2 separate regions of the Homo sapiens genome follow, and region 2 is linked to region 1. The links are chromatin loops, found by intact Hi-C in ENCODE. Cell type or tissue: PC-9. All regions are shown on one strand. Links, peaks and the distances in the headings refer to the core of each region. The heading gives the core; the rest is flanking DNA. Region 1 overlaps LOC124901607 (a long non-coding RNA gene). Region 2 has its middle 22 kb from the start of LINC01176.

Region 1 (16,403 bases), core at 3,822-8,821:
AACTGTGGTACATCCAGATAATGGAATATTATTCAGAACTAAAAAGGAATGAACTATCAAGCCAGAAAAGAAATGGATGTGAGCCTGGGCAACATAGCTAGACCCCATATCTACAAAAACATTAAAAAATTATCCAGGCATGATGGCTCACACTTGTAGTCCTAGCTACTCAGGAGGCTGAAGCAGGAGGATCACTCAAGCCCAGGAGGTCGAAGCTGCAGTGAGCTATGATTACGCCAATGCACTCCAACCTGGGTGACAGAGCAAGACTCTGTCTCTAAAAGAAAGACATAGATGAAATTTAATGCATATTACTAAGTGAAAGATGCCAATTTTAAAGGGCTACATACTGTATAATTCCCAGCATATGACAGTTTGGAAAAGGCAAAATGATGGAGAGAGTAAAAAGATGAATGGTTGTCAGGGCCTGGTGGAGGGATGAATATGCAAGGCACAGAGGATATTTAGTGCAGTAAAACTATTCTATAGGATACTATAATAAGTAAAACTATTATATCATATAGAATATAAAACTATTCTATATGATACTATAATGGTGAATATATGTCACTATACATTTATTCAAACCCATAGAATGCACAACACCTACAGTGGACCTTAATGTTAACTATGGACTGTAGATAGTAATGTGTTAGTGCGGGTTCATCAGCTGTAACGAATGTACCACTCTGGTGTGGGATGTTGATAATGGGGAGGCTGTGCATGGTGGGGGTAGAGGGTAATGGGAAATCTCTGTACTTTTTGCTCAATTCTGCTGTGAACCTAAAGCCGCACTAAAAAAATAAAGTTCATTTAGAAAGAAAATAAGTTAATACATATTCAAAAAATTTAAGCATATTACCATATGACCTAGTCATTTCATTCCTAGGTATTTACCCAAGAGAAATGAAAACACACCCACACAAAGACTTGTGCACAAATATTCAGAGGAGCTTTATGCGCATGAACTAAAAACTGGAAACAACTCGAATGTCCGTCAGTGGGTGATTGGATAAACAAAATGAGGTTATCCATGAAATGGAATATTACTAGCAATAAAGAGGAATAAACTAGTGATAGCCTAAAAATCATTATGCTAAGTGAATGAAGACAGAAGCAAAGGCGTCCACACTCTCTGATGCCATTTATATAAATTCTAGAAAATATACATTAATCTGTAGCGACGAAAAGCAGATCAGCAGTGTTGGGCGCAGGGGCAGAGTGTGGAAAGTACTGCAAAGGGGAATGAAGAAGCTTTTGGGGATGATGGAAATGTTCTGTATCTTGCTTGTGCTGGTGATTTCACAAGTGTGCATGCCTGGGAAAAGTCATCAGATCATACACTTGAAAAGGAAGCAGTTTATTGTATGTAATTACACTCCAGTAAAGGCAAAAAAAATCTCATCCATTAAATTAATATCAATAGTAGGCTTTCACTTGAATCAAGGTTTTTCACTTTTCAATTTTTGCTGAAAAAACTGAGCCCCTCAGCTATTTTAAGGATAAAAAACTCTGGTATGATTGTTGTTTGACTACTCTGCTTGGAGAGGGTGAGTGGGGGTGCCTGAGCACGGTTTTGAGCCTTGCCTACCTCATTCCCACCCCCAGGAGCGTGGGTGACATCATTTCAGGACACATCATGAGGAATACACTTGACTACCTCTGGGCCCAGCATGCCGCAGACCTCCACTCAGTCGGCTCCTACATCCTCCAACCAACAGGAGGTGGAGAAAGGCCCAGGGATGCCCAGAACCCCAGGAGGCCTACAGATGCTTTAGATCAGCTGTACCTTCCCTTCACCTGCATAAACTCAAACCTGCAGAGGAAATTTCCTCCTAAGCCCAGACATTAATCACACCACTGGGAGACTGTAAAGCCAGTGCCAGGCTGACAGAGAGGCCTGCAGGAACCTGGTCCTTTTTAACAGCACCCAGCAAAGGGAGGGAAAGCCCAAAACCCAGCCTCAGGCAGGACGATCAGCATGCAACAGTCATAAGGAAGCTGCCCCGCTCCCCCGGTTTCCTGAGCAGGATCTGAGTGTGCATCCCTCCAAGAACTGGCACTTGGGTTTTAATTATAACCTCTACCAAACTTCTCCGCTCTCTGCTGCCACACAGATCTGCAGCTGAAACTGTCCTCTGTCAATATATAAGCATCCCCTACTCTAAGGCAGCCAGACACTTTTAGGACCTATCTAGCCCCAAGTATTCCTTTAGGAAACACTATCAGCCACATCTGGAAGCCTCCAGGTGGGAACACAGTGCAGACCAATGGGACACATGTGCTCAAGTCCTGACTGTGCGTCGCTAGCTGTGTGATTCTGGCAGGTGACCACCAATCTGATTACCATCATCCTCATTAGTAACATATGGATAATAGCTTCCTTACAGATTAGGTGTGTAGATCACAGGAGATTAAGGGATTTATAAAGTGCTGTATGGTCTATGAAAGTTGGCTATTATTAACCATGCCTAGGGAATTCAGACTTCATATGGCTTTTCTCCACAGAATCTTCTTACACTTTTCTAAGGTTAAAAAACAAAGGTGGTCTAGGATCCAAAAAAGAAAAAATATGTTAAAAAATATTTCTACCAAGTTTGAAAAAACACTTTAAAATCCTTTCTAACCTCTCTCTCCTCCCACACATACACCTTAGCTCTATAGATGAGCTGTGGCTAATGTTAAAACAAATCTATTTTCCCTTAGAAACACGATGATGACACAGGGTAGTGGGTAAAGGAGGGGAGGATTGGCAGGACGGCCATAGGAAGTTACAAACTGAGAACATTCTGTAGCTGTTTAAATTACACAGAGTACAGTATGTGTAGAATGAGAAAGGCAGGGAGGTGGGTTAAGGCCTATGGAATATCAGCATTTCAAGATTGGGTAGAAAAAGAGAAGCTTACAAAGGAGAATGAGAAGGAGTCACAAAGGTGAGTATGACAGAGACTGCCAGTTGCCCCAACATCCATCCTCCCTTTCTTCCACAGTGATAGAATTGTTGGCTGCGTGCATGTTCACTTAGCTAAAGACTGCATTTACCAACCTCTGTTGCAGCTAGATGTGACCATGTGACTGTTCCGGCTACAGGATCTGAACACAACATGTGCAACTACAGATTATTCTCTTAAAGGGAAAGGATATGCTCTCTCCTATATATTTTCCCTTTTTCAGTGGTGGATTGTGGCTGTGGGAAGAACCATCCTGAACCACACAGACAGGTGGGATACCTAAGGATGTTAGAGCAACAAGATAGAAAGAACCTGGGCTTGGGACAATGTTGCAGAGCAGATCCAACACACCAATTTCAATGTTTGCATGATAGTGCAATAAAATCCTGTGCTTTTAAGTCACTATTTCTTTAGGTCTCCGAGATGTGGATGGACCAATATCTATCTTACTCAGTGAATGTAGGAAGAAGATGATTTAAAGAAGGAAGAGAAATGTGGCTGATATGTCAGATAAGATGAGGACTGAAGCTTCCTCTTGGTTGAGCAATAAAAAATTCACTGGTGACTCCAGGAAGAGCATTTTTAAAGGTGATAGGACCATTGGAAGGCCAATTTTAAGAGTGGGCTCAAGGCAAGGAAGGATGGACAGCAAGGATCAGCACTTTGTTAAGAAATTTAGCGGTAAAGGAGGCAAGAGCTGGAGAGTGACATGGGGTTGAAAAAAATCCTGCTTCACTTCTCTGTTTCTGTTTCATGGGACTCTCCAAGAATGGGTCTCTCCATCCTAACAAAAATCGCTTGTGTTCTCAGCCTATTTTGCTTACTCATAATTGTGTAACAAACCACTTCAAGAAACTTAGTGGCTTAGACTATGATGATTTATAATTTCTCAGGACTCTGTGGGTTGACTGGGCAGTTCTCTTCATGTGGTGTGGGCTGGAGCACTAGTATGCTTGAAATGTCCAAATGGCTGGCTGTGGCTGCTGGCTGCTGCCTGGGAGCTCAGCTAGGGCTCTCAGCCAGGGGTCTTGGTTTTCTTCCAGGGGTCCTTTCTATGTCGTTGCTTGAGCTTCCTCCCAGCATGACAGCTAAATTCCAAGATGAAACATTTCAAGAGTGCAAACACATAAACTGCTAGTCTTTTCTAAGGCTTAAGCCTGAAACTAGCATAGCATCACTTTCACCACATTCCATTATTTAAAATAGATCACAAGGCAGCCCAGATTCAAGGGAGAGGAGACTACACAAGTGTATGAATACAAGGAGGCATGGAAGACCACCAAAATAAAAACCTAACAAGTAGAAATGACCCAGAGAAGAGAGAGAGGTTGCAAAGGGGTTGCAGGAAATTTGGTGGAGGGGTGAGGGATATGTTTTTATTTTAATTGTAGTGATGGTTTTACAGGCTGACTCATGTCAAGCTTATCAAATTATACACTTTAAATTTGTACAGTTTGTTGTATATCAATTATACCTCAAATACGTCTTTTTTTTAAAAGTGCAATCTACTTACAGAGTAAATATTTCAGTAAATTGTGGTATATCCATTAGGTAAAATATTTTATAGCAATTACCAGTGATAAGAACAGTGTGAAATAGCAGGAGAAATGTTTCTGATGTAAAGACAAATGAAAAAAGCAAGTATGAAATTCTGGGTACACTGAAAATTTTGTAAAAATGTGTATATGTGGGCAAGGCTAGGAAAGCATTCACAGAATGAAAATACCATCATTAGGCAGGTGGAATAGCATGGATTTTCCCCTTCAATTGTCCGCATTTTCTGCTCTGTTGCTATATTTGCTTTATAATTAATCTCTTGATCCTTCTATTTTTGCACTCATTCTCTTATCTGCAGGCCTTCCACATGGGTCAGGCCTCTTCAGCTGAGGCTCTGGCAGTGTAAATCCTGCGTCTGTCTAAAGCACTTTGTTTCTGTGTGGTTCACTCCTGATACAGGGCCACTTGTGCGAGAGTTGAGAGGGAGACAGGCAGGGCTCTTGGGGAGTGATACAGCACTTATGTGTTCGTCAATTCTAATAACAGGCTTGCTCCTTCTCCCACCTGGGGCTGTCACTCTGGCTTCCAAATCCAGACAGGTTTCTGTTTCAAAATTACTTCCTTATTAGTCATTCCCTTTCCACTTCCCTTTTCTGCCACCTTCTTATAAAACACACTGGTTCAGCAAGCTCTGTGTGTCTGAATCACTGCCAGGCCTCAGCTCCCTCCCTGGCTGCCCCAGCTGCTCCCCCACCATTTAGCAGAACCATGCAGGCATCCAGAAATGGGGAAACAGCTACAGCTGGTGTCAGCTGCAAAGTTTCTCTCCTGCCCCTCCATCTCTCCCCCTCTTTCCTGACATGTTATATTTTCACAAGAAGGGACTTGGAGAAACGTGCTATTATTCTTTTCTGGGTGACACACAATCACAAAGGCAATCTTCCTGGGAGATGGGCTTAGCAGGGCCAATGCCAGCAATAGGGAGAGAAGGGAGTTAGGCCTTTTAATCACACTCCTTTGGCTCGGTGTATCCATTTTGCCTCCCACGATGGTGCTTGCTGTCTGCTTCGGGTCAGCTCTGCCCCTCAGGGTGATGAGCAAGGAAAGACAGGTGATGGCAGGTTGACATTTACGATCTCACGAGCCAAACTGCTGCCTGCATGCCCAGAAGGATGTGAGGGTACCATGATGGAGGATTGCAAGTGAGAGCCAGAGAGGCACCTGCCAAGCCCCGTCACCTGGCTGCACACACGGTGAGGGAGGGACGAGGTGGAGAGGAATTGTGTGAAGGGAGCAGGGGCCAGCTCTGAGCCATATGTTCTGTTGGGGAGGCTTTTCAGCTATGAGCAGGCAGCCTGATACCTGTTAAATGGCTCCTCAAAGTGGCTACACTAAGACTCAACCCGGTAAGACAGAATGGCAATGTGTTGTCAACTTGATTTGTTCTTAAAATGGGACTTTTTTTTCCTTTGGGCAGAAGGCCTGTCAATTTCCAGCAGGGGCAGCGCAGTCCGCTTCCAGGGAAAACTTAGGTCCTTGCCAGCAGGTGGGGCAGGTGGCCTCCAACCGTGGTTTTTCTCCTCTCACCAGTCCTGTGTTCTCCCTCAAGGTAGCCTTTCAAAGCCATGTTTTCTCCTTCTTCTCTGCTTACACCTCCCGCTGCCTCGCTCACTGTTTTTTTTTGTTTGTTTGTTTTGAGACAGGGTCACTGTCTTTTTAACTGTCCCTTCTCTTTCCTCTTCTGCCTTTTCGTGTTCCTTTTCAGGCAAGAAAAAATGCAAACACGTGCCCATGTGCACACCCACCCAACCCACACACAAGAATTCTGGAAAGAAATAGAGTACCAAAATGTCTTCCTTTCCAGCATTTGTGATTTGCATAATTTAAAACTGCATGTCCCTAACCATTTCATTATTATATTAAATATATAGTATTTCAAAACAGTGGGGGAAAATGATCAAGTTGGACCCACAATGACTTAAAGTTATATTTATGCCTTATCCAGAAAGCTTTCTTTTCAAGAAGAAAATGAGTGACTTTAGAAAATGTATACATTGAGATTACTTTTTAAGGTTAAAAAATGCCAACAATAATGTTAAAAAGTGATGATGCTTGAAATCCTTTAGATGCTCTAAGTACTGGTAATAAACATGTTCTATTTTATTTGAGTTTTTACAGATTGAGAAACTGAAGGACAGATAAGACTCGACTCTCCTGAATCCCAGGCCCTTGCTGGGTCCCCACAAGGTGGTGAGGTCCTTGAAGGTAGGATCTGTTTTATTGAAACATCTTTGCAGCCCCTTTAGGTCTGGAACACAGTAGGGACTCAATAAATGTCTGTGGAATTTAACTATTTCCTGGAAATGACCAACAATATTAATATGTTGAACATGAGGACTTTTAGTAGGATAATTAATAATTTAATAAATATATACATTCTATATTTTCCTTATATCTTGGTAACCAAAAGGGAATTACTTGAGCTAGCAAACTGCAGCCAGTAATGGACAGCAGCAGCCACATTAAGAATGTCTTATTTTCCCAAAGGGATACGATTTTCACATATGGCATTAATTTCTGGGAGTTTGTGAGACAACTGGGACCATTTGAACAATTTTACAGAGATTTAGCTGCTTATACTGAGCTGTGTTGCTCAACCTGACTTACTCCAAAGCCTGAAAGGATGTAGTTCAGGTGTGTTTGGCAGCTGAATGAGGCCACAGTGTTTAGTGTTGGGTTAGCCCGTGATTCTCCACCAGGCTACGTGTCAGAATCACCTGTGGAACGTCTTAATCGATTCCTATTTCCAAGGTCCCTCGTTAAACCAGTTAAATCAGAATCTCAGGAGTAGGGTCTAGGCATTACATTTTTGAAGCTCTCTGGAGGGGTCTCAAAAGAGGCACAAAGAATGAGTGGTGAGAGGGGAGAGCTCCTTCTTGCTTTCTACAAGCTCCAAGTTTGCTTTTAGCCGATAGTGTTAGCCCAGTGTTGTTCAAACCTTAATGTGTACACGTATCGCCTGGGGATCTTGCTGAAATGCAGCTTCTGACTTGGTAGATCTGGCCTGCCGGTGCAGATGCAACTGGTTAGCAGGCCACCATAGGCAGCAAGGATCCAGAGCTGCACAGGCCAATATGGTGGCCACAGGACATGTGTGGCTATTGAGTGTGTGAAACATGGCTAGTCCAAGTTGCAATGTGCTGTAAGCATAAAATAAACACCAGATTTGGAAGCTTTTGTACCAAAACATAGATATATCCATAATAATTTTTATCTTGGTTACATGTCAAAATGATAATATCTTAGACATACTGAGTTAAATAAAATACACTATGAAATTAATCTCGCCTGTTCCTTCTTTTCTTGTTTTAGCGTAACTACTAGAAAATTTGACGTTATCCTAAGCAAATTAATGCAGGAACAGAAAAGCAAATACCACATGTTCTCACTTGTAAGTGGGAGCTACACATTAGCTACTTATGGATATAAAGATGGCAACAATAGACAATAGAGACTACTAGAGGTAGGAGGAAGGAAGTGGGGCAAGGGTTGAAAAACTAACTATTGGGTACTATGCTCACTATTTGGGTGATGGCATCCATTGTACCCCAAACCTCAGCATCATACAATATACCCATGTAACAAACCTGCATATGTAACCCTGGATCTAGGATAAAAGTTGAAATTATTTTTAAAAAGAAAATTAAAAATTACTTATTGACTTGCATTGACTTTCTATTGGGCAGCGCTGGTCTAGGAAACTGTTCAATGCTTGGTGGCAACTGCATAGTGGCAAGGGTGTTTAAATGGGATGAATGCAGTGGCTGGGGAAGTGGTTACCTGCCTAGAATTCAGACTCTACAGGTATAAATTAAGAACAATCATGGCTATCATTTATGAGTGCTTCTACGACCTATCACTGTTCTAAACACTTTACATGAATTATCTCATTTAGTGCTCATAGCAGCCCATGAGGTAAGCATCTCTATTATTCCCATTTCACAGATGGGGAATTTAAGGCAGAGGCAGTTTCAGCAACTTGCCTCAGCTAGCAAGTGAAAGGGTTTAGGGTTGAGCTTTAGAAAGCTCCCTCTCCCTCTGCCCTCTGTTTTAGTCCATTTGTGCTGCTATAACAAAATACCACAGACTAGGTAATTTATAAACTATAGACATTTATTTCTCATGGTTCTGAAAGCTGGAAGTCCCAGGTCAAGGTGCCAGCAGGATTGGTGTCTGGTGGGGGCTGCTCTCTGCTTCCAAAATGGTCCCTTGTTGCTGCATCCTCTGGAGGGGAGGGATGTTGTGTCTTCACATGGCAGAAGGGATGTTGTGTCTTCACATGGCAGAAGGGATGTTGTGTCTTCACATGGCAGAAGGGATGGAGGGGCTGGAGACACTCCCTTCAACCTCAAGCCCTTTTATAAGGACACTAATCCCATTCATGAGGGCAGAGCCCTTATGACTTACTTCTCAAAGGCCATAAGTTTTAATAATGTTACATTGGGGATTACGTTTCAACATGAATTTTTCAGAGGACACCATCCATTCAAACCATTCCACCTACCTCCATGGAGGAAAGAGACCAGGCACCAAGAGGATGTGACTACCTGGAGGCCATGCCCCATTTCTATTCTAGAACATGCTACTTGATTGGTCTGAGTGGTGGCTGAAGGCAGATGTTTTGGGGAGTACAGCAGATGGAGCTTGGGTCCCCAAATCCTTTTCAGTACAAGATGGAGCTAGGGATGGGAAGAGAGGTGGGGCAGGTGGAGTGCAGGGGGCTTCCAGCTGTACTGTTGCCCTGGCCACCACTAATGTTAGAGGCAGGCCTAGTGCCAGGATTCGATGCCAATGCCCACATACCGAAGGACTGACAGAGCTGAAGGTGGACTGTGTTCTGAGACTCTGCAGGTCACTCTGGGCTCGGAGACTACCCATTGCATACAAGAGGAGAAGCATTGCTACTTCAGTGACAAAGGCCAATGGGATTCTGATCTGCAGAAGGCCCTTCTCTGCCTTAGGTGTAAGTCAATGTAAGGGTGGAGCTTTCCCATCCCTGCCTCCTGATTGACCGCGTTACACTCAAACTCAAAATGATCTCCCTTATGGAAAGTGATTCCTTCGCAGTAGGATGCAAAAAAAATGAAAGCCTCTCTGTAGAAATAAATCACAGTGCTGGAACTTATTTCAATACTTTAGCATCCCTGAAAAATACCCTAGCTTTGATAAAGAGTCCACTATGTAGTGCAGAAAGTTGCAAAAAAGGATGAACAATATATCTGAATTTCTCTTTCTGTAAAATACAGGTGGTGGTAACATATGCCCCTGACTCTTGTTTGTTGAAGACATTCAGAGCTAATGTGGTTTGGATCTGTGTCCCCGTCCAAACCTCATGTCAAATTGTAATCCCTAATGTTGGAGGTGGGACCTGGTGGGAAGTGACTGGATCATGGAGGCAGTTTCTCATGAATGGTTTAGTACCATCCCTTTGGTGCTGTTCTCGTAATAGTGAGTTCTTGTGAGACCTGGTTGTTTAAAAGATTGTAGCACCTCCTCGCTCTCTCTTCCTCCTGCTCTGGACATGTGAAGTGTGTGCTCTTCCTTTTCCTTCCACCCTGATTGGAAGCTTCCTGAGGCTTCCCAGAAGCAGAAGCTTCTATGCTTCCTGTACAACCTGCAGAACTGTGACCCAATTAAACTTCTTTTCTTTATAAATTACCCAGTTCAGGTATTTCTTTATATCAGCCCAAGAATGGACTAATACAAGAGCATTCTGAAGTTTTACAAAGGAAGCTTCTGGAAAACAGAACATTGCCAGACCCTTCCACTGGCTGGACCACTGAAGAACAGAACTTTGACAGCTGCAGCCCTAGGGTGCTCTAACTATCACCATAAAACATTGGTTTTCTTTGATCTGCCCTGCCTGGTCATTGTCTCTTGGGCAACAGATGGGAACGCTTTGATCAACTTCAGGAGATGTCTTTGTGGTTGGTGACTTTTCCCTCATCTAAGAGCCTGTCCTCAGCCTGATTCTGAGTCCTGGGTTCTTGCAGCATCAACTTTTCAACTGCATGTAAAATAAATTCTTGACATTCCTCTGAACTGGATGTGAAAATCTTATGTTTCCTCCACTGGAGAGGGGAAGAAGAAAACTTAGCAGCAAAGTCTCAACAGCCTTGAAGGTCACAGTAGGGTGAAAGAGATAATCCTCATCTCCTCTGAAATCAGAATCAGAGGTAATCAGTTACTTGGCAGTACAAGGGGCTATGGATAGACATTGAAAGAACTTCCAGATAATGAGGTTTTTGAACTCCAGAATGAGTTGCCTGGGTGGAACAGAATTTCCTTCCCTGGAGGTCTTTAGAGGCAGGAGCGAGGTCCAGGGAGTATGTAAGTGCAGAATGGCTTGCATGGAGAGGGAAGAATTAGCTTTGTGTCTTGCTTAAGAGAATAATGGGAGTAGCTAGAGTAATAAAATCAGTCTTTCCCCTCCCTTCTATATGGTCTCAAGCAAGTAAAATAAGCCATGGCAGCAGTGATGACTACCTTGCCTTGTATATTTCCAAAATACTTTCCTGTTACTTCAGTTGGTTCTTACCGTGGCAACTCCATGAGTTAGATGGGAAGCACGCACATTATTATCACTGTTGGCAGAGAAGACTAGAGTAAAGGGAACAGTCCACACAGCTGGTTAGCATCACAGCTGGGGCTGCATAGGGATCCTGATCAATTGCTCTTTCCACTGATGCTTGAAATTCTGAATCTGGTGAAATATTAGGGATGGTAGGGATTCCACTACAGTTTCAGTTGCATTTCTGAAAACATTCTATGTTTTAAAAAATTCAAATAATATGAACTTGGCACCCTATCTCCTGGTTAACATGTTGCTGGAAGGTGGAATGGCTTGACTTCTAACTAGCCTTATTAGAATTAACACAAACCGAGGAAGCAACTACACTGAAAACAGAGAGAGGGAGAGAGAGAGCTCCTCTGTCTAATCTGTCTAATTGCATGATCTACTTAACTGCGAGACAGTATCTCAGTGGCTTGACTCCAAACCAGAAAACCCTGCGGAACATATTGTTGGGAAATGCCCAGCCTCACTGGAGGCAGGGAGACCAGATGCTCCAATTACAGCTTTGTCATCCCAACTTGAGACTTGCGTAGCTCCTTTCCTTAAGAAATGGAGAGTGAAACTGTGTTGTAAAAAAAAAAAAACAAAACTTCTTTATATCTCTCCTGTAGCTATATAGTCAAAGGAAGTAGTAGCCAAGTCTCTGTATTCAGAGGGTTTTTTTGGGGGTGGTGAGGGCAGAAGGTGGAGTTCAGGTTTGGACCTAACATGAAAGTCAGCGGCCAGTATTCACCTTCTGAGAAATTGTAAAGTGCCCTGCTGGCTCCCCCAGCCCCTGACTGCAGCCCTTGCCATTCTCACTTTAGGGTACAAGCATGTTACCAAAAATGCCAGGTATAGATCAGCAATGTCCGTGAAAATCAGGAAAATAAATATTTACTATTCATTTGTATTTGTAAACATGAAAAAAACATAGGTTTATTGATTACTTCTGTAGAAAGTATCAATCTATGCCTTGAAAAGGGGAGGTTATATTTTTCTGTTTTAAGTTTTTGGTCATATGTGTAATCTATACACACATATATACATTTATCCCCTAGACACACACCCTTCCCCGTATAAATAATCAAACGTGTGTGGGCCTCTGTGTGAATATACCAGATGTATTAAACACACACAAAACTTACAAGGTTTTTAATGGATGATGACTCAGTGGGACCGAGTTTCAGCAATTTTTGTTTTCAACTGAATGACTGGCACCTTCAATTTTACTCCTTTGTAACAGAAGGTGTGGGGCTCCTGGCTAAGACACAAAACAGTTCTTCTTCTTTTTAATCTGAGAAAGGAAGGAAGAGTTTTAACAGAGTTAATTGAGTGGTTGGGGTCTCTAGAAAGCAACTTGCCTCTCTCAGCTAACAGGAAAGGAAGGAAGAAATAGAAATCGAGGAGAAGCTTTTCTGTGCCCATGCCCTGCCTGCAATGTTAGGAACCTCCCTCTTGAAGTAAATTGGTGAAACCCTTTGCAGGGCAGCTTGGTGATAGGCATCTACTTTGACCCAATTCCTCTTCTAGGAATTTATCCTAAGGAGGAAATTGGACAAGCATACAAAGACAGAGGTGTCGGGATGCACACTAGTGAAAAATTGAAGATTGGAGACAACAAAATGGCTGTCAAGACATTATTTAATACATGTTAAATAAATCATACAACGTCCCCACAATAGGATAATGAACATTCATTCAAATGGTGATATAGATCCCTATTTCTTGCTTGGAAAGGATATAAATAGAAAATTCAACAAAGCTATTTTTATTTTGGAAAATAATAGATGACAAAGAATGAGAGAGGAAGAAAAGTATGAGAAGGTGAAGATCGAGAAGAGGAAACACCATTATCCTCTCTACAACTAATTGTTGCTGGCAGGACTTGGAGCTGCAATCTGAGAATTCTGAATTTATTTATTTATCTTTTTTTTTGTCACTCATGGGAAGAGAAAATTCTGCCCTTAGAATGAATGTAATGTGCATTTTCATCAGCTTGAGGAACACTCTGCAGGAGTTAGGCAGGTCTACTTGTGGAGAAGGCCTTTGGCTGGGACTGCTGTTCACAGGCCTGGCCCATCTTTCTGTGCCCTTTGCCAGGCTCCTGCCTCTCTGGGAGCTCTGCTCTTTCCTCTGGGAAGGGAAACAGTCTGAAAAACGATTCATACAAATGCACAAGTGATTCATCGAGTTATGGGAGCCCTGTCAATGTAGTTATATTAAAAAAGAACCATTTAGGAAAACTCCTGGCCTGCTGGAGGGAGACTAAATTTGTCTAACTATTGAAAGTTAATTTAGATTTGTACCAAAACTCTTAGAATTTTACAAAAATTTTAATGTAGCAATTCCACTTTGAAGAATTTATTCCAAGGAAGCAATCATAAATATAAAAAACATTTAACTACATAAAGATTCATCATAGCAACTGTTTATAAGAGTGAAAATTAAGATCTGCCTGCATGTCCAGCAATAAGGGATTGGATAAATTACATTAGCTCCATTCAATGGAATACATGATATCCCCTAAAAATATTGTTGTGGGAATATACATATTGTTATGGCAAAATTTTTACAACATGATATTGACTGAAAAAGTAGGTACCCAAACACATAATCCTAATTTTTTTAAAGTATAAAAATATCAAAATGTTAAAAATATTTGTCCCTGAATTATATGTGATTATTTTCTTCTGCTTATTGAATATGTCACTTTTGAAATAAGAAATGTTAATAAAATTTTACTTTTTTATTTTTTCTTTTTATTTATTTTCCTTTTTTATTTTATTTTATTTTTGTTATTATACTTTAAGTTTTAGGGTACATGTGCACAATGTGCAGGTTAGTTACATATGTATATATGTGCCATGTTGGTGTGCTGCACCCAGTAACTTGTCATTTAACATTAGGTATATCTCCTAATGCTATCCCTCCCCCCTCCCCCCACCTCACAAGAGGCCCCAGTGTGTGATGTTCCCCTCCCTGTGTCCATGTGTTCTCATTGTTCAATTCTCACCTATGAGTGAGAACATGCAGTGTTTGGTTTTTGGTCCTTGTGATAGTTTGCTGAGAATGATGGTTTCCAGCTTCATCCATGTCCCTACAAAGGACATGAACTCATCATTTTTTATGGCTGCATAGTATTCCGTGGTGTATATGTGCCACATTTTCTTAATCCAGTCTATCATTGTTGGACATTTGGGTTGGTGCCAAGTCTTTGCTATTGTGAATAGTGCCGCAATAAACATACGTGTGCATGTATCTTTATAGCAGCATGATTTATAATCCTTTGGGTATATACCCAGTAATGGGATGGCTGGGTCAAATGGTATTTCTAGTTCTAGATCCCTGAGGAATCGCCACACTGACTTCCACAATGTTTGAACTAGTTTATAGTCCCACCAACAGTGTAAAAGTGTTCCTATTTCTCCACATCCTCTCCAGCACCTGTTGTTTCCTGACTTTTTAATGATCGCCAGTCTAACTGGTGTGAGATGGTATCTCATTGTGGTTTTGATTTGCATTTCTCTGATGGCCAGTGATGATGAGCATTTTTTCATGTGTCTTTTGGCTGCATAAATGTCTTCTTTTGAGAAGTGTCTGTTCATATCCTTCACCCACTTTTTAATGGGATTGTTTGTTTTTTTCTTATTAATTTGTTGGAGTTCATTGTAGATTCTGGATATTAACCCTTTGTCAGATGAGTAGATTGCGAAAATTTTCTCCCATTTTGTAGGTTGCCTGTTCACTCAGATGGTAGTTTCTTTTGCTGTGCAGAAGCTCCTTAGTTTAATTAGATCCCATTTGTCAATTTTGGCTTTTGTTGCCATTGTTTTTTGTGTTTTAGACATGAAGTCCTTGCCCATGCCTATGTCCTGAATGGTGTTGCCTAGGTTTTCTTCTAGGGTTTTTATGGTTTTAGGTCTAACGTTTAAGTCTTTAATCCATCTTGAATTAATTTTTGTATAAAGTGTAAGGAAGGGATCCAGTTTCAGCTTTCTACATATGGCTAGCCAGTTTTCCCAGCACCATTTATTAAATAGTGAATCATTTCCCCATTTCTTGTTTTTGTCAGGTTTGTCAAAGATCAGATGGTTGTAGATATGTGGCATTTTTTCTGAGGGCTCTGTTCTGTTCCATTGGAATTTTACTTTTTTAAAGACACAGGAACCCAAAGTATACCTATAGCATATGACATCATCCTATACTGTTAACTGCACAAGGAGATGTATTTAATACTACATCTGCTTTAGTATATCATTGTGATTCCGGCACCTAGCACAGTGCCTGACATGTAGAAGTTCTTCACAAAGAACAAAGTGGCAGTAACAGGAAGCCCAAATGGAGGAGAAACACTCAACAAACTCCGTACACAACTGTCTGACCTCCTTCATGTCAATTTGATAGTTAAGCTTCATGGGATGAGACCCATTCACTTTTGAATCCCTCACGGTGCCTTGCCCATAGTAGGGACAGCTCAATAAATGTTTCATAAAACTATAAATGATGGTTTCTCTTCTCTCTCCTGGAATCATTTCTACAGACTTTCCTGCGTTTGATACATGCATGCCCTGGTGACAGATCATGTGCTAGAACTGGGATAATAGCCATTGTCATAGGACGTTATGTAGTTGGGATTATGTTGGTCATAAAGCAACAGAAAGAAAACAAGTAAGAATGGCTTAAAAGAATTGAAAAGCTATTTCTTTCTAATGTTCCAGAAATCTAGAAGCAGGCAACCCATGATTGGAATGGAGCTCCATGGTGTCAGGGACCCAGGTTTCTTCTTTTTGCTCTGCCACAAGTGGCTTCCATTCCCAAGGTCACCTCATGGTTCAAAATGGCACCTGGAGCTCTGAGCACTAGTCATTACATGAACATTCCAGCCATCAAGAAGGAGGAAGAGGAGAATGAAGGCATGCCTCCCTCTTCAGAAGTTTCATGTACCACCTCCACTTATGTCCCATTGGCCAGAACTTTGTCAAAAAAGCCTGAAAGGCATAGATTTTATTATGGGGTGCCTTGTTCCCAGCTAATGTTTAGGAATCTCTCCCTATGGAAGAAGGGTAGAACTGACGTTGGGAAACAACTGGCAGCCTCTGCCATTGACCTGTCCTCAGCCATCCCATCACTAGCCAATATGAGTTTCATTAAGCATGTAGCATCTACTCTGATGATGTAGGGAAGGTTACCATGACAGTGACTTACAATTAACCAGGTGTTTGGGACCAGTGCCAACAAACACTGCCTGAGAGATGACAGGCTTCTTTAGTTGCCCCATAATGGCACATTTCCGTTTCTGACATGGTCCCCATGGTGTCACAGGGGTGACCTGGGTCACT
Region 2 (16,403 bases), core at 6,864-11,863, 190 kb after region 1:
TTCACTATGTTGCCCAGACTGGTCTTGAACTTCTGACCTCATGATCTGCCTGCCTTGGCCTCCCAAAGTGCTGGGATTACAGGCGTGAGACACCGTACCCAGCCCCTAGGCTTTATTTCTAAGGTTATCAATACCTTCTTCCCCTTGATCCTTATTTTTTATGTGATCAACATAATACATGAGATCAACCAGTTCAAGCAACACGATTACAAAACCTATGCACACCTTGAGTGTAATAAAGAGAAACAGAGCTTTTTTCTCTTTAGAAAATATATCACATGAGAAAACAATAGTAACTAGTTCTCAACCTCTTTATCCTTTTCTTTTGCGCCGCTGGCCAGAAGATCTCTGATGTATTGGGCATTCTGACTAGATACCTTCAGTATACACATGACTATTCTGAAAGCTTATTATCTACATCACTAGAAAATAGATCCATAACTTTTGCAGTCCTTGTGCCTTTTTCTCTGAACTTGTCTCTCCTGAGACTCTATTAAATACAATGGTGCTTGAGGAAAACACTGCCAGAATAGCTCTGCCTCTCATAAGGTGATGTAAGAAAAATGGGAAAAGTGTTCTAGCAAAGTGGTCATGAAAAGATTGTAGTGAGTTCAACCCTGTCAAGTCCTGATTTATGTATATCATTTTACCCATTTCTCTTAAAGTCCAGAAAGTTCATACCCAAATGGATGAAAATGCTGATCACTCTTCCTTTTAACTACATAAAGCTTTCACCAAGGCAGAAAATCACAGCTAAAAAATTAACATAAGATGGACCAACCCGATTTGTTTCTTTTCTTGAATTGCTAAGCCAAGACGAGATGAGTGTTGGGCCTTTGTTTTTATTTTTTAATGGGTAATTTCAAATATATATGAAAGTAGAGAGGATGGTTCAGTCATTCCTCAGTATCTGTGAGGGATTGGTCTGAGGACCCCCTGTGAATACCAAAGCCTGCCGACACTTAAGTCCCTGCTATAAAATGGCACAGTATTTGCATATAACCCATGCACATCCTCCCACATACTTTAAATCATCTCTAGATTACTTGTAGTACCTAATACAATGTAAATGCTATGTAAATAGTTGTCATACTGTGTTGTTTAAGGAATAATGACAAGAAAAAAAAATCTGTACATGCTCAGTACAGACACAACCATCATAGACCTAACTACACTTTTGATCTGATTTGAATCCGCAGATGCAGAACCCTACAGAGGGCTATGTAGTGAAATGCCCCACCCATCCCCTAACTTCAGCAATGACCAACCCATGGCCAATCTTGTCATCTGCACTCATCCCCAAATTTAATATATTTGGGGATGTCATCTGCATCCCCAAATATATTAAAATGTATTTAAAGCAAAACCTTGATATCATTTCATCCATAACTGCTTCAATGTGTATTTCAAGAAAGGGACTCTTTAAAAACATAACTACAATACCATTATCGCACATTTTAAAATTAGCAGTTGTGGAGGCAAAAGGTGTGTCTATAACTGGGGAGAATGAAGCAAAGAATATAAGTGGACATAGAACACGAAAAACAAAACAAAAGACTGAGTCTCTGAAGTCCTGAAAGGGGTTCCAGTCCACAGGTCTCCCTTTGATGTTGAGAGTCACCTCATCTCTTTGTATCATTCTAATCCCTTCTTTTTGTATTACACTGAGTTGGACTTCAGTAATTTTTTTTGAGACAGTCTTGCTCTGTCGCCCAGGCTGGAGTGCAGTGGCACGATCTCGGCTCACTGCAAGCTCTGCCTCCTGGGTTCATGCCATTCTCCTGCCTCAGCCTCCCAAGTAGCTGGGACTATAGGTGCCCGCCACCAAGCCTGGCTAATTGGACTTCAGTAATTTTAATTTGGAAGCATCATGGCTAATACTACTGCTATCTGGACAGCTTAGTGTTACTCTTCCCTCCATATTTTTTGATTTGTTTATCATACCATTCAATTTAGTTAATGCCAGTAGCTACCGTTTATCGAACACCGATCATGTACCCGGCACTCTACCACGTGTAGAGATTAAACTACACCAATTTCACAACAACCCAATGAAAAAAGTATTTCCCTATCTTGTAGATAAAGAAATGAAGGTCTAACTGGATTAGGTAATATTCCCAGGTTAAACACTTAACAAGTGTGGAACCAAAATCTCACGCAGATCTTTCTGGCCCTCAGCCTGTTCCCACTATGCCATGCTGCATCTGACAAACGTGATTTTTATTTTCTAAAAAAGCCAGTACAATTCTGTGGTGCCTGCTGTTCATCATATTGTTTCCTCATCTTCCTAGGCGCGCAACTACTCCTTCATGGCACTTAGCCTTGGTCCCGTGATTGGGTTCTAGCCTATGGAATATGAGTAGGAGACATGTCATGTTTCTTGGCTGGGCCCAATAAAACTTCCCATTTGCTGTCCTTTTTGCTCTCTCTGCTTTTGCCGTCTGGCTGATGATGCCCAAGGTGACCTTGGGAACCACACATTGGCGATGACAGACGGACATCCTGAGTCTCTGAGTGACTGTATGGGACAGAGCCGCCTGCCACCAATCTGAAACCTCTTTGGACTGTTCACATGAGCAAGAGATAAACTTCTATTGTATTTAAGCCGTTGTATATTTAGCATTCTATTTATTATTACAGCAGTTAGCCTTCCTTAACTTTTATGTACTGTTTCAATTATCTTTTACTGGGTAACAAACTACCCCCAACATTTAGCGACTTAAAACCACAGTCTTAAATTAACTCATGATTCTGTGAGTCAGAAATTTGGGCTCTTGCCCCTACTTGTTCATGCGGCTACAGTGAGCAGGTGGGAAGCTGGGGGCTAGTTGGTCCAGCATTGCCTCACTCACATGTCTGGAAATAGGTGCTGGCTGGACTGTGTGTCTCCAGCAGGCCTGCCTGAGATTTTTCACATGTTGGTGGAAGTGTTCCCAGCAGCAAGAGAGGGCAAGCCCCAATCTGCAAGTATGTCTCAAGCTCCTGCTTGCATCGTGTTTGCCGATGTGCCATTATTTAGTGAGTCACCTGCGTAGAGGGGAGTATGATTTATTGGGGACTATTTACTGCAAAAATCTGCCATATGTACAAGAGTTAGGCAAATCATTTACGTATATACAACATATTAGTCACATATTTAATACCAGAGTCCCACTCTGAGACTGTTTTCATAATCCCTGAATCAAGTTCTATTTAATAATGTAATCGTTTATTTTTTACTTTTCAGGTCTATATATGAGAATAAAATAATTACCAATACATCATACATTTAGGTTAGTAGAATTGGGAATTAAAGAAATGAACCCAGTTTCATCTTTGCCATTAACATTGAGCTCCCTTTGTTTTAAGTCAGATGCAGTTGCAGTAACCCTCCCTAGACTCCATAACCCTCTTGAGCTACTGTCATATCCTGTCCCTTCCATATCATATTTCTTTCTTTCCTTTTTTTTTTTTTTTTTTTTTGAGATGGAGTCTTGCTCTGTCACCCAGGCTGGAGTGCAATAGCGTGATCTTGGTCACTGCAACCTCTGCCTCCCAGGTTCAAGCGATTCTCCTGCCTCAGCCTCCTGAGTAGCTGGGATTACAGGCATCCACAACCACACCTGGCCAATTTTTATATTTTTAGTAGAGACGGGGTTTCACTGTGTTGGTCTTGCTGGTGTCAAGCTCCTGACCTCAGGTGATCCACGGGCCTCAGCCCCGCAAAGTGCCAGGATTACAGACATAAGCCACTGTGCCCCAGCCCACATTGTATTTCTTGAAGGATATCCTCATCTTCCAGTTATTTCTCAATCCTTTTCAGTCTGGCTTCCTTGCATTAATTTATGAAAACAGCTCTTATGAGGGTGACCCATGACCTTCCTGTCACTAAATCCATGAGCATGAAACTTTCTTACTGGTGGTTGACTTCTTCTCAACACCACGCCACCATCCGTCTGCTTTTCCTTCAACCTTTCTGGCCTTGTCTTAGTTTCCTTTGAAGACTCATCCTCCTTTACCTTGTCTTTAAGTGACAGAATTCCTCAAGACTTCGTGCTTGGTCTTTTCTCACTCTACTCTTGCCCTAGGTTGGCCTCATCTTTGACCATGTCTTCAATACTATCTATATCCTGTTGAGTCCCAAACTTGTTTCTCTACCTCAGGCCTCTGTTATGCCCCAGCCCTGTGTATCTCCAGTTGTTTATCTCACATGCACCTCAAACTCAATTTATGTCCACACCGGCCCTGTGCTTCCTCCTCATTCACCCTTCCCTCCAAACAAAATCCAGTTCTTTTCTAGTAGTTTCAAAATGACCCCACAATCCAAAAGCCCGTGAATCATTCTTGACTCCCTGTACCATCAGTGCCCCCTGTGCCATCCTTCACCCATTCCGGTGGTGCCCCTTTCTATTCTGGGAAAATCTCCCACTGTGAGTCATCTGGGTGGGTGACTGCCCCAGCTCCCACTATGAAAGACAAAGGGGCTAACATCCTCCCTCTCTCTGTCTCCTGTCAGCTAAGGCATTGCCTGTGACCTGACCTTGGTTGATTGGCTGTGTCTGCCAAGAACTTTGAATATTAAGAGTAAAACCAAGACGGTACTATTAGAAGTCATTCATGAATGTATCAGTGGAGTACTGGTGGTGTTGATCCTGCTTCCTGTATTTCTTAGCCTTCCAGAACTATCTTGGTTCCTGCCCCCCCCACCACATTTTCCATGCTGGTGTGCTAGCCCCCAGTGGATTTATCCTATAAATGCCCCCATTTGCTTAAGATACCCAGAGAAGGATGTTGTTATTTGCCACCAGAGAAGCTGTGACCAATATAGGCACTGATGTTCCAGGTAGATTCAGATGCCATCACAAAATTTTCTCCACTAATCGGCGACCTAGCCACAGAATGCACAAAACAGCTCTCAAGATCTCTGCATGCAATATCAGTGCCTATGGGTCCCTGTGGCTATTTCTTAGTGCTGCCCATGAGCCACCATCATCTCTGCCTCAACTTCTGCGAGAGCCTCCCAGCTGGTTGTCTCATAAGGTCCTCAACTTCATACTGCAGCCAAAGCCATCTTTTCGGAATGTAAACCTGTTGGTGCCACTCCTCTCTGATGAAATCTTTCAGGGGCTTCAGATTTCTGTGAAAGACCAAAATTCTTAAACTTTTTTGACCTTTACTCGCAATAAAGACAGTTTATATTGAAACTCAGTACACTTGATGTATATTTTATAAAAGTGTCACAAGACAATACTTACCCTTTATTTGATTAACAAATACTTGCATGGCAGTTACTGATTGCCAGACACTGTTCTTGCTGTGCTGTGAATAGTAACTCATCTAGTCCCTGTAAGAACCCATGCGATGCACATGTTCTTATGACCACTTTAAAGCTGAAGCCACTTGGGCACAGAGAGGTTCAGTTGCTTGTCTGAGGTTGTACAGTTAATGAGTGGCAGTCTGGGTCCAGACCCGTGCTTTTCACTGCTTCTTGGTGCTACTCTGTGGTGGACTCTGATATTCTATTCTGTTTCATTTTTTAAAAACAGAGGTTGGGCGTACACCCCATTGCTTTCACAACCTCCTAGCAGGTCACAGTATACAGTTTAAGAAACACTGGCCTGTCTTGGGGTGGGCCCTTACCTTGTATTTCCCAGCTCCACCTGTGCTGTGCTCCTCCTTGAGTTCTATGATCCAGTTTTCATGGCCAGGCTCCTCGGAGCCATGGGGCCTTGGCCCATGCTGTTCATTTACTGAACCTCACTGTCCTCCCTGCAGATTGTGTCCTTGATTTCAAGGGAGAACGGTACGCCTATGATAGGCCCTGAAAGCCCTTGCACCTTTCCTTGGGCACTCATCATGGTTGCAGTTTGGCAGTTACCCACTTGGTGGTTTGAATAAATATATCCATCTTCCCCACTAGACCGTATGTGCTGCGAGTGTAGGCTCTCTGCGTGTTTTTAGTTCACTGTTGAGAGAGGTGATCTGCCCTGAGTCCTGAGCATCCAGCACATTCTTGCTGGGTAAGCACACAAGGCGAGGCCCTGACCACTCTACTCAGACTGCTTCTCAGCAGACATTATGTTCGCAGCAGACAACCTTGAGGATAAAGTAGTAGCTCCCTCCAGTTCGGAGAGCAGACTTGCTACTGCTTGCTATAAAATGGCAGGCTCCTCAAGCTCAGTGTTCTTCAGCTGCCATGCAAAGCCACTGTATGTGTAGCATCCACCTGTGCCCCAGCACACTGTCTTCGTGGGCTACGGGGCACAGGGGCTGATGCAGACATGCTCGTGCTCATGTTGTCTACTGTTCTGTCGATCATAAAGTCCTGTGCTTCTGACCCAGGAGGCTTGCGTCCTGTGCCAGCATCCACAAAACAGTAACAGTCTAACTTACTAACTTGCAAGTAGGGTAAAAAGTCCAGACATGACACTAACCATTTCCTATCAGCCAGCACAGTACCTGGCCTAAAGCAGATGTTCAGTATTTATTTGTGAAACAAATGGATGGTTGGATAGATAGAAAGTAGATGGACTTTGAGCTCTGCTTAAGGTGTTGCAGGGATCAAACCCTTTCAGAAATGCCAACCATACCCTGGAATGATTCTGGAACTGTGGGGAAGACAATTGAGGAGAAATGAAGATTATCTTGACCTGAAGTTTCTCATCCTTTGTGTTTCTAAGTAGAGTTTTTGGATCAGCCAGCTCCTCTTCTGATATTAAACTATCTGACATGGGTAGTCCTGTGAGACAGTTGCGTTTTATTCTGAATTGCCTGAATGAGTCTGATGTCCCCAACACCTAGCGAAGCTCAGCAATGATGCATGGGGTGGGCTGATGTGGGAAGTAGGCAGCCCGGAGTGGCAGAGGCCTGGGTTCTATTTTAAAAGGGAATTCTGGGTATCACTGGGTCTCTTAGAGGGGGAGTTAGGGAGGGGGAACTGGAAAGTGAGAAAGGGAAGTTTGCACAGCAGCAAAGCCAAAGTTAGCCTCAAGTTCTCCCCAAAGGCCAGGTGGCAGTAATTCGGGACATGTTGCAGAAATTCATCTCTGAAGCAACTGGGACCAGAAGGCTTCAGGCAACAACTGTCCCTGCTAGGAGGGCCTGTTCCCCTTTCACAAACAGCACTGCTTTTCCTAATATAAGCACAGTTCTTGCACATAGATAAAACTGTCTTTAGGATAGAGTGAAAAGAGAATAAGAATGTTAAATTTATAACTATTAAGATGTATTGAAAGTTGAATAATGTGCAGAAAGCAAATCGCTCTACACAGAAAGAGAGGGTGATAGAAGGGTTCTTGGAGACAACAAGCATGAGAAGACTTATCTAGGGTTTGATGAGATTTTCAGTAAGAGCTTTATCATCCCCACAGGGGCAAAATTAATTCTTGGGAGACAAAAAGGAACTTAGTTATTCGATGGTTTGTGGCCTTCAGAGGGTTGCAGTTGTACATAAACAGAAACACAGTATATCAGTGGTATTAAAATTTCAAGATGGGAGAGAGATTGGGGAAAATATCTAAAATGTCTCCTTACAGGGGTGATAATGAGAAGCAATGGACTAGAGGATTCAAGTGGAAGAGTCTTCATCACCCGTGAGTTCTCCTGGGAAAGTGAATTGGAAACAAGCTAAGTGCATTTTCTCAGCAGAAGGAAGATCTTACACATCACCTAGTGAATATCCAGTTGGGAATCTGAAAGCAGCAGTGGGCAGGTGAGCTGTCCCCACAGCTGTTCAGCAGGTGATGAGCTTACTGGCTCCAGGAAACGTCAGTGTGCTTAGGATGCAGCTGATGGCCTTAGGCACCAGGCCAGTCCTCCCTGGACACATCAATAGGATGGTGGCAATAGAGGGTGGAAGTTAAGATTCCAGGAATTAGCCCACCCACGTCCTTCCTTGCTGTTCTATTCTGTTCTCATCTCCTTCCTTCCTACTCTCCTCTCCGGCTCACTCATTCATTTTTGCTGCAGGCAGGGGAATCAGGAGCAATGTTCATCAGTGAATGAAAGGAGTGCTGGAAAGAGAACCAAATGCTGACATCAAAGAACCTTCAATCATATGATTTTAGTGTGGAAAGCCAGATGATACACTCTAACATCTGTGAAATCAAATCAAAATGCAAATTGGTTTTTGGCTTTCCTGATCTATGTTTCTGGATATGTGTTCACTGGGACATGTGGCTTCTTGACAGAATAAGACTGAAGACAATTTCAAGTATAGACAATAGTTAGTTCCAATCCCACAGGTATTCAGCCTTGGAAATGGGTTCCAGTCTCTGGGCTTAAAAGACTGGACTTTGCTATCAGTTTGAAAATGGCAGTGTCGTAGAGGGGCTCTTAATGTTAGGAAGGATGGCCTGGCAGAGTCTCTTTTCTTCTCTTGCCCTATCCCTGATGCTCATTAAGGCAGTGCTAGAGGAAAAAGTTCTCATTAGGTAACAGGAGTTGCTACTGGGTACCGTTTAAAGTGCTTTACACCTATTAATTCATTTACTCACAACCAGACAATTCTGCAAGGGGAGCACTGTTTTATAAAACTCTTATGGATGGGGAGCTCAGGTACAGAAATGCTAAGTCATTTGTCCAAGCTCACACAGCTTCTGGTAGTACCGGGATTTGAACCCAGATCCTCAGTCTCCAGAGAACTTGCCACAATAGTGTTCTTTTAAGGTGCCCTCAGCCAACTCTTGCACTTATTGATATCTTTGAACTCATGGATGAATGGGCTTAAAATTGTTTTTAACACAATGTACTTTGGTTTGAGCCTTATTTAAATAGAACAATGTGCCAGTCACCAGACCCCATGCACGGTTGAATCCTTTGGCCACTTACATAATGGATTAATTACTGGACACATGCTGCCCTCTTGTGATGAAAGTCACTCAATTGCAACCTTCTCCACTTCTCTGGAATGTACCCAGTTACTTCCTTTGTTCCAGTCTCATGGTTGGGGGATGGAGGATCTGTAGCCAGTGACGAAGCTGTTGGCTCTGTAGAGCCAAGATGTCACCTGCCATTCTGTGTGGTGCTCCCGGGCTGTTGGCTCTGTAGAGTCAAGATGTCACTTGCCATTCTGCAGGGTGCTCCCAGCCTGTGACTCCAGCCATGAGACATGACCCCAGAGTCCTGCAACTTGTAGCAACTGAATATAGGAGAAAAGACCAGGCTTCCTGAAGAAATCCTAGGAACATTAAAGAGACCCCATCTGTGTCCTTGGGGAAAGAGCTCTATTTTGCATAACTTGCCCTAGCAGATTGGAACCAGTGATAGTGACAGAAGGCAGCCAAATGCCTAGGTAAATGGGACAGGTCCCAGGTGAAACCCCACCTTAAAGCCAAAAAACAGCCTGAGGGGTGAAAGGCCGGATTGCTGGTCCCTGATGAAACCCGCGACCTAGAGTGAGAACTTCTGTTTCTGTTTGCCCGCCCTTTCCTGATTGATTCTTTCTGAATAATGCCTTTTAACCAATCGAATGTTGCCTTTTCCAATACTACCTATGACCTGCCCCTTTCCCATTCTCAGCCCATAAAAGCCCCAGACTCAGCCACAGTGGGGGGACTTTCCCACCTTCAGGTAGGGGGACCACCCCTGTATCCCCTCTCCGCTGAAAGCTGTTTCATCACTCAGACTCCTTGCCTTGCTCACTCTTCGATTGTCAACATATCCTCATTCTTCTTGGGTGCGGGACAAGCACCCGGGAACCAGTGCACAAGCCAGACTTGTCCCGGGCAGGCTGTCTCCTGCAGCAGGGTAGCATGGCTGAGCAAGGCCCAGGTGGGGCGTCGCTGGCCAGAGGTCCCTGGCTTACAAAGTGGCCAAGAAAAAAATCCTGTGTCACCAGGTGATAGACTTGGCAGAAAGATGGTCAGTTGCAGAGTGAACTGAAGGTCACAAACCCTATCAGAACAGAGGGAAAATAAAACCAGACAGAAGCCCTGTTCTTGTTCTACCAGTAGTTAAAGTGACCTTGAGTGAGTATCTTTTGCTCTCTGACACCAGTTTCCTCACTGGGAGAATGAGGAGATTGAAATCTTAGATACTGCCAGGAAAAACATTCTGCATTTGCCTAGATCCCTTCCCTGAATAGATTTGATAGTTTTGTTTTGCTTTATTTTATTTTATTTTATTTTTTATACTTTAAGTTTTAGGGTACATGTGCACATTGTGCAGGTTAGTTACATATGTATACATGTGCCATGCTGGTGCGCTGCACCCACTAACTCGTCATCTAGCATTAGGTATATCTCCCAATGCTATCCCTCCCCCCTGCCCCCACCCCACCACAGTCCCCAGAGTGTGATATTCCCCTTCCTGTGTCCATGTGATCTCATTGTTCAGTTCCCACCTATGAGTGAGAATATGCGGTGTTTGGTTTTTTGTTCTTGCGATAGTTTACTGAGAATGATGATTTCCAGTTTCATCCATGTCCCTACAAAGGAGATGAACTCATCATTTTTTATGGCTGCATAGTATTCCATGGTGTATATGTGCCACATTTTCTTAATCCAGTCTATCATTGTTGGACATTTGGGTTGGTGCCAAGTCTTTGCTATTGTGAATAATGCCGCAGTAAACATACGTGTGCATGTGTCTTCATAGCAGCATGATTTATAGTCCTTTGGGTATATAGCCAGTAATGGGATGGCTGGGTCAAATGGTATTTCTAGTTCTAGATCCCTGAGGAATCGCCACACTGACTTCCACAATGGTTGAACTAGTTTACAGTCCCACCAACAGTGTAAAAGTGTTCCTATTTCTCCACATCCTCTCCAGCACCTGTTGTTTCCTGACTTTTTCATGATTGCCATTCTAACTGGTGTGAGATGGTATCTCATTGTGGTTTTGATTTGCATTTCTCTGATGGCCAGTGATGATGAGCATTTTTTCACGTGTTTTTTGGCTGCATAAATGTCTTCTTTTGAGAAGTGTCTGTTCATGTCCTTCACCCACTTTTTGATGGGGTTGTTTGTTTTTTTCTTGTAAATTTGTTGGAGTTCATTGTAGATTCTGGATATTAGCCCTTTGTCAGATGAGTAGGTTGCGAAAATTTTCTACCATTTTGTAGGTTGCCTGTTCACTCAGATGGTAGTTTCTTTTGCTGTGCAGAAGCTCTTTAGTTTAATTAGATCCCATTTGTCAATTTTGTCTTTTGTTGCCATTGCTTTTGGTGTTTTGGACATGAAGTCCTTGCCCATGCCTATGTCCTGAATGGTAATGCCTAGGTTTTCTTCTAGGGTTTTTATGGTTTTAGGTCTAACGTTTAAGTCTTTAATCCATCTTGAATTGATTTTTGTATAAGGTGTAAGGAAGGGATCCAGTTTCAGCTTTCTACGTATGGCTAGCCAGTTTTCCCAGCACCATTTATTAAATAGGGAATCCTTTCCCCATTGCTTGTTTTTCTCAGGTTTGTCAAAGATCAGATAGTTGTAGATATGTGGCGTTATTTCTGAGGGCTCTGTTCTGTTCCATTGATCTATATCTCTGTTTTGGTACCAGTACCATGCTGTTTTGGTTACTGTAGCCTTGTAGTATAGTTTGAAGTCAGGTAGTGTGATGCCTCCAGCTTTGTTCTTTTGGCTTAGGATCGCCTTGGCGATGCAGGCTCTTTTTTGGTTCCATATGAACTTTAAAGTAGTTTTTTCCAATTCTGTGAAGAAAGTCATTGGTAGCTTGATGGGGATGGCATTGAATCTGTAAATTACCTTGGGCAGTATGGCCATTTTCACGATATTGATTCTTCCTACCCGTGAGCATGGAATGTTCTTCCATTTGTTTGTATCCTTTTATTTCCTTGAGCAGTGGTTTGTAGTTCTCCTTGAAGAGGTCCTTCACATCCCTTGTAAGTTAGATTCCTAGGTATTTTATTCTCTTTGAAGCAATTGTGAATGGGAGTTCACTCATGATTTGGCTCTCTGTTTGTCTGTTGTTGGTGTATAAGAATGCTTGTGATTTTTGTACATTGATTTTGTATCCTGAGACTTTGCTGAAGTTGCTTATCAGCTTAAGGAGATTTTGGGCTGAGACAACGGGGTTTTCTAGATATACAATCATGTCGTCTGCAAACAGGGACAATTTGACTTCCTCTTTTCCTAATTGAATACCCTTTATTTCCTTCTCCTGCCTAATTGCCCTGGCCAAAACTTCCAACACTATGTTGAATAGGAGTGGTGAGAGAGGGCATCCCTGTCTTGTGCCAGTTTTCAAAGGGAATGCTTCCAGTTTTTGCCCATTCAGTATGATATTGGCTGTGGGTTTGTCATAGATAGCTCTTATTATTTTGAAATACGTCCCATCAATACCTAATTTATTGAGAGTTTTTAGCATGAAGGGTTGTTGAATTTTGTCAAAGGCTTTTTCTGCATCTATTGAGATAATCATGTGGTTTTTGTCTTTGGCTCTGTTTATATGCTGGATTACATTTATTGATTTGTGTATATTGAACCAGCCTTGCATCCCAGGGATGAAGCCCACTTGATCATGGTGGATAAGCTTTTTGATGTGCTGCTGGATTCGTTTTGCCAGTATTTTATTGAGGATTTTTGCATCAATGTTCATCAAGGACATTGGTCTAAAATTCTCTTTTTTGGTTGTGTCTCTGCCCGGCTTTGGTATCAGAATGATGCTGGCCTCATAAAATGAGTTAGGGAGGATTCCCTCTTTTTCTATTGATTGGAATAGTTTCAGAAGGAATGGTACCAGTTCCTCCTTGTACCTCTGGTAGAATTCGGCTGTGAATCCATCTGGTCCTGGACTCTTTTTGGTTGGTAAACTATTGATTATTGCCACAATTTCAGCTCCTGTTATTGGTCTCTTCAGAGATTCAACTTCTTCCTGGTTTAGTCTTGGGAGAGTGTATGTGTCCAGGAATTTATCCATTTCTTCTAGATTTTCTAGTTTATTTGCGTAGAGGTGTTTGTACTATTCTCTGATGGTAGTTTGTATTTCTGTGGGATCGGTGGTAATATCCCCTTTATCATTTTTTATTGTGTCTATTTGATTCTTCTCTCTTTTTTTCTTTATTAGTCTTGCTAGTGATCTATCAGTTTTGTTGATCCTTTCAAAAAACCAGCTCCTGGATTCATTAATTTTTTGAAGGGTTTTTTGTGTCTCTATTTCCTTCAGTTCTGCTCTGATTTTAGTTATTTCTTGCCTTCTGCTAGCTTTTGAATGTGTTTGCTCTTGCTTTTCTAGTTCTTTTAATTGTGATGTTAGGGTGTCAATTTTGCATCTTTCCTGCTTTCTCTTGTGGGCATTTAGTGCTATAAATTTCCCTCTACACACTGCTTTGAATGCATCCCAGAGATTCTGGTATGTTGTGTCTTTGTTCTCGTTGGTTTCAAAGAACATCTTTATTTCTGCCTTCATTTCGTTGTGTATCCAGTAGTCATTCAGGAGCAGGTTGTTCAGTTTCCATGTAGTTGAGCGGTTTTGAGTGAGATTCTTAATCCTGAGTTCTAGTTTGATTGCACTGTGGTCTGAGAGATAGTTTGTTATAATCTCTGTTCTTTTACATTTGCTGAGGAGAGCTTTACTTCCAAGTATGTGGTCAATTTTGGAATAGGTGTGGTGTGGTGTGCTGAAAAAAATGTATATTCTGTTGATTTGGGGTGGAGAGTTCTGTAGATGTCTATTAGGTCTGCTTGGTGCAGAGCTGAGTTCAATTCCTGGGTATCCTTTTTGACTTTCTGTCTCGTTGATCTGTCTAATGTTGATAGTGGGGTGTTAAAGTCTCCCATTATTAATGTGTGGGAGTCTGAGTCTCTGTGTAGGTCACTCAGGACTTGCTTTATGAATCTGGGTGCTCCTGTATTGGGTGCATATATATTTAGGATAGTTAGCTCTTCTTGTTGAATTGATCCCTTTACCATTATGTAATGGCCTTCTTTGTCTCTTTTGATCTTTGTTGGTTTAAAGTCTGTTTTATCAGAGACTAGGATTGCAAACCCTGCCTTTTTTTGTTTTCCATTTGCTTGGTAGATCTTCCTCCATCCTTTTATTTTGAGCCTATGTGTGTCTCTGTATGTGAGATGGGTTTCCTGACTACAGCACACTGATGGGTCTTGACTCTTTATCCAATTTGCCAGTCTGTGTCTTTTAATTGGAGCATTTAGTCCATTTACATTTAAAGTTAATATTGTTATGTGTGAATTTGATCCTGTCATTATGATGTTAGCTGGTGATTTTGCTCATTAGTTGATGCAGTTTCTTCCTAGTCTCGATGGTCTTTACATTTTGGCATGATTTTGCAGCAGCTGGTACCGGTTGTTCCTTTCCATGTTTAGCGCTTCCTTCAGGAGCTCTTTTAGGGCAGGCCTGGTGGTGATGAAATCTCTCAGCATTTGCTTGTCTGTAAAGTATTTTATTTATCCTTCACTTATGAAGCTTAGCTTGGCTGGATATGAAATTCTGGGTTGAAAATTCTTTTCTTTAAGAATGTTGAATATTGGCCCCCACTCTCTTCTGGCTTGTGGGGTTTCTGCTGAGAGATCCGCTGTTAGTCCGATGGGCTTCCCTTTGTGGGTAGCCTGACCTTTCTCTCTGGCTGCCCTTAACATTTTTTCCTTCATTTCAACTTTGGTGAATCTGACAATTATGTGTCTTGGAGTTGCTCTTCTCGAGGAGTATCTTTGTGGCATTCTCTGTATTTCCTGAATCTGAACGTTGGCCTGCCTTGCTAGATTGGGGAAGTTCTCCTGGATAATATCCTGCAGAGTGTTTTCCAGCTTGGTTCCATTCTCCCCATCACTTTCAGGTACACCAATCAGACGTAGATTTGGTCTTTTCACATAGTCCCATATTTCTTGGAGGCTTTGCTCGTTTCTTTTTATTCTTTTTTCTCTAAACTTCCCTTCTCGCTTCATTTCATTCATTTCATCTTCCATTGCTGATACCCTTTCTTCCAGTTGATCGCATCGGCTCCTGAGGCTTCTGCATTCTTCACGTAGTTCTCGAGCCTTGGTTTTCAGCTCTATCAGCTCCTTTAAGCACTTCTCTGTATTGGTTATTCTAGTTATACATTCTTCTAAGTTGTTTTCAAAGTTTTCAACTTCTTTGCCTTTGGTTTGAATGTCCTCCCGTAGCTCAGAGTAATTTGATCATCTAAAGCCTTCTTCTCTCAGCTTGTCAAAGTCATTCTCCATCCAGCTTTGTTCTGTTGCTGGTGAGGAACTGCGTTCCTTTGGAGGAGGAGAGGCGCTCTGCGTTTTAGAGTTTCCAGTTTTTCTGTTCTGTTTTTTCCCACCTTTGTGGTTTTATCTACTTTGGGTCTTTGATGATGATGATGTACAGATGGGTTTTTGGTGTGGATGTCCTTTCTGTTTGTTAGTTTTCCTTCTAACAGACAGGACCCTCACCTGCAGGTCTGTTGGAGTACCCTGCCGTGTGAGGTGTCAGTGTGCCCCTGCTGGGGGGTGCCTCCCAGTTAGGCTGCTCGGGGGTCAGGGGTCAGGGACCCACTTGAGGAGGCAGTCTGCCCGTTCTCAGATCTCCAGCTGCGTGCTGGGAGAACCACTGCTCTCTTCAAAGCTGTCAGACAGGGACATTTAAGTCTGCAGAGGTTACTGCTGTCTTTTTGTTTGTCTGTGCCCTGCCCCCAGAGGTGGAGCCTACAGAGGCAGGCAGGCCTCCTTGACCTGTGGTGGGCTCCACCCAGTTCGAGCTTCCCAGCTGCTTTGTTTACCTAATCAAGCCTGGGCAATGGCGGGCGCCCCTCCCCCAGCCTCGCTGCCGCCTTGCAGTTTGATCTCAGACTGCTGTGCTAGCAATCAGCGAGACTCCGTGGGCGTAGGACCCTCCGAGCCAGGTGCAGGATATAATCTCGTGGTGCGCCGTTTTTTAAGCCGGTCCAAAAAGCGCAATATTTGGGTGGGAGTGACCCGATTTTCCAGGTGCGTCCGTCACCCCTTTCTTTGACTCGGAAAGGGAACTCCCTGACCCCTTGCGCTTCCCAAGTGAGGCAATGCCTTGCCCTGCTTTGGCTGGCGCACGGTGCGCGCACCCACTGACCTGCGCCCACTGTCTGGCCCTCCCTAGTGAGATGAACCCGGTACCTCAGATGGAAATGCAGAAATCACCCGTCTTCTGCATCGCTCACGCTGGGAGCTGTAGACCGGAGCTGTTCCTATTCGGCCATCTTGGCTCCTCCGCTTTTTTTTAATTTTTATACAAATCCTGATTAGTAAGATACATATTCATATTATTAGTCCTCAGTTTCCTCATTCAGGAAATAATTCTACTTCACAGGGTCATTGGGAGGAAGTTTTTATTTGGCCTGATGTTCATGGGTTTAGCCAGGCTGGGTTTGTTTAGGCAAAGGAAGGACACATACACATATTTATAAATAAAAAGGTTTTACATGAAGGAAAACTGATTTTAAAGATTGTGACACTTGCCCACTAGTAAGTGGTTATCTTCAACAGTGCCACTTT

The links. A loop is a pair of places that touch in the nucleus more often than their neighbours do. Peaks named below come from ENCODE experiments on the same cell type or tissue, not always from the same donor. Only the 100,000 strongest peaks of a DNase experiment are listed, where the experiment ranks them.
Region 2: it touches region 1 in a loop (8-fold over the local background); 8 of 110 quality-filtered maps call a loop at or near these places.

Annotation. Positions count from the first base shown.
Region 1 is chr7:30,221,033-30,237,435 of GRCh38, forward strand. It overlaps LOC124901607 (a long non-coding RNA gene), which reads left to right. Exons shown (of 3, transcript XR_007060274.1): 2 at 6,618-6,713. Among named protein-coding and RNA genes, the nearest start is that of ZNRF2, 55 kb to the right of the region's middle. In PC-9, for the core only: a CTCF peak has its summit at 5,901; DNase peaks (open chromatin) are centred at 5,069 and 5,959; H3K4me3 peaks cover 500 bases; H3K27ac peaks cover 2,538 bases.
Region 2 is chr7:30,404,384-30,420,786 of GRCh38, forward strand. No RefSeq gene overlaps it. Among named protein-coding and RNA genes, the nearest start is that of LINC01176, 22 kb to the left of the region's middle. RefSeq lists enhancers at 9,009-9,078, 15,232-15,835. In PC-9, for the core only: CTCF peaks have their summits at 8,862 (motif pointing left) and 9,066; a DNase peak (open chromatin) is centred at 8,868.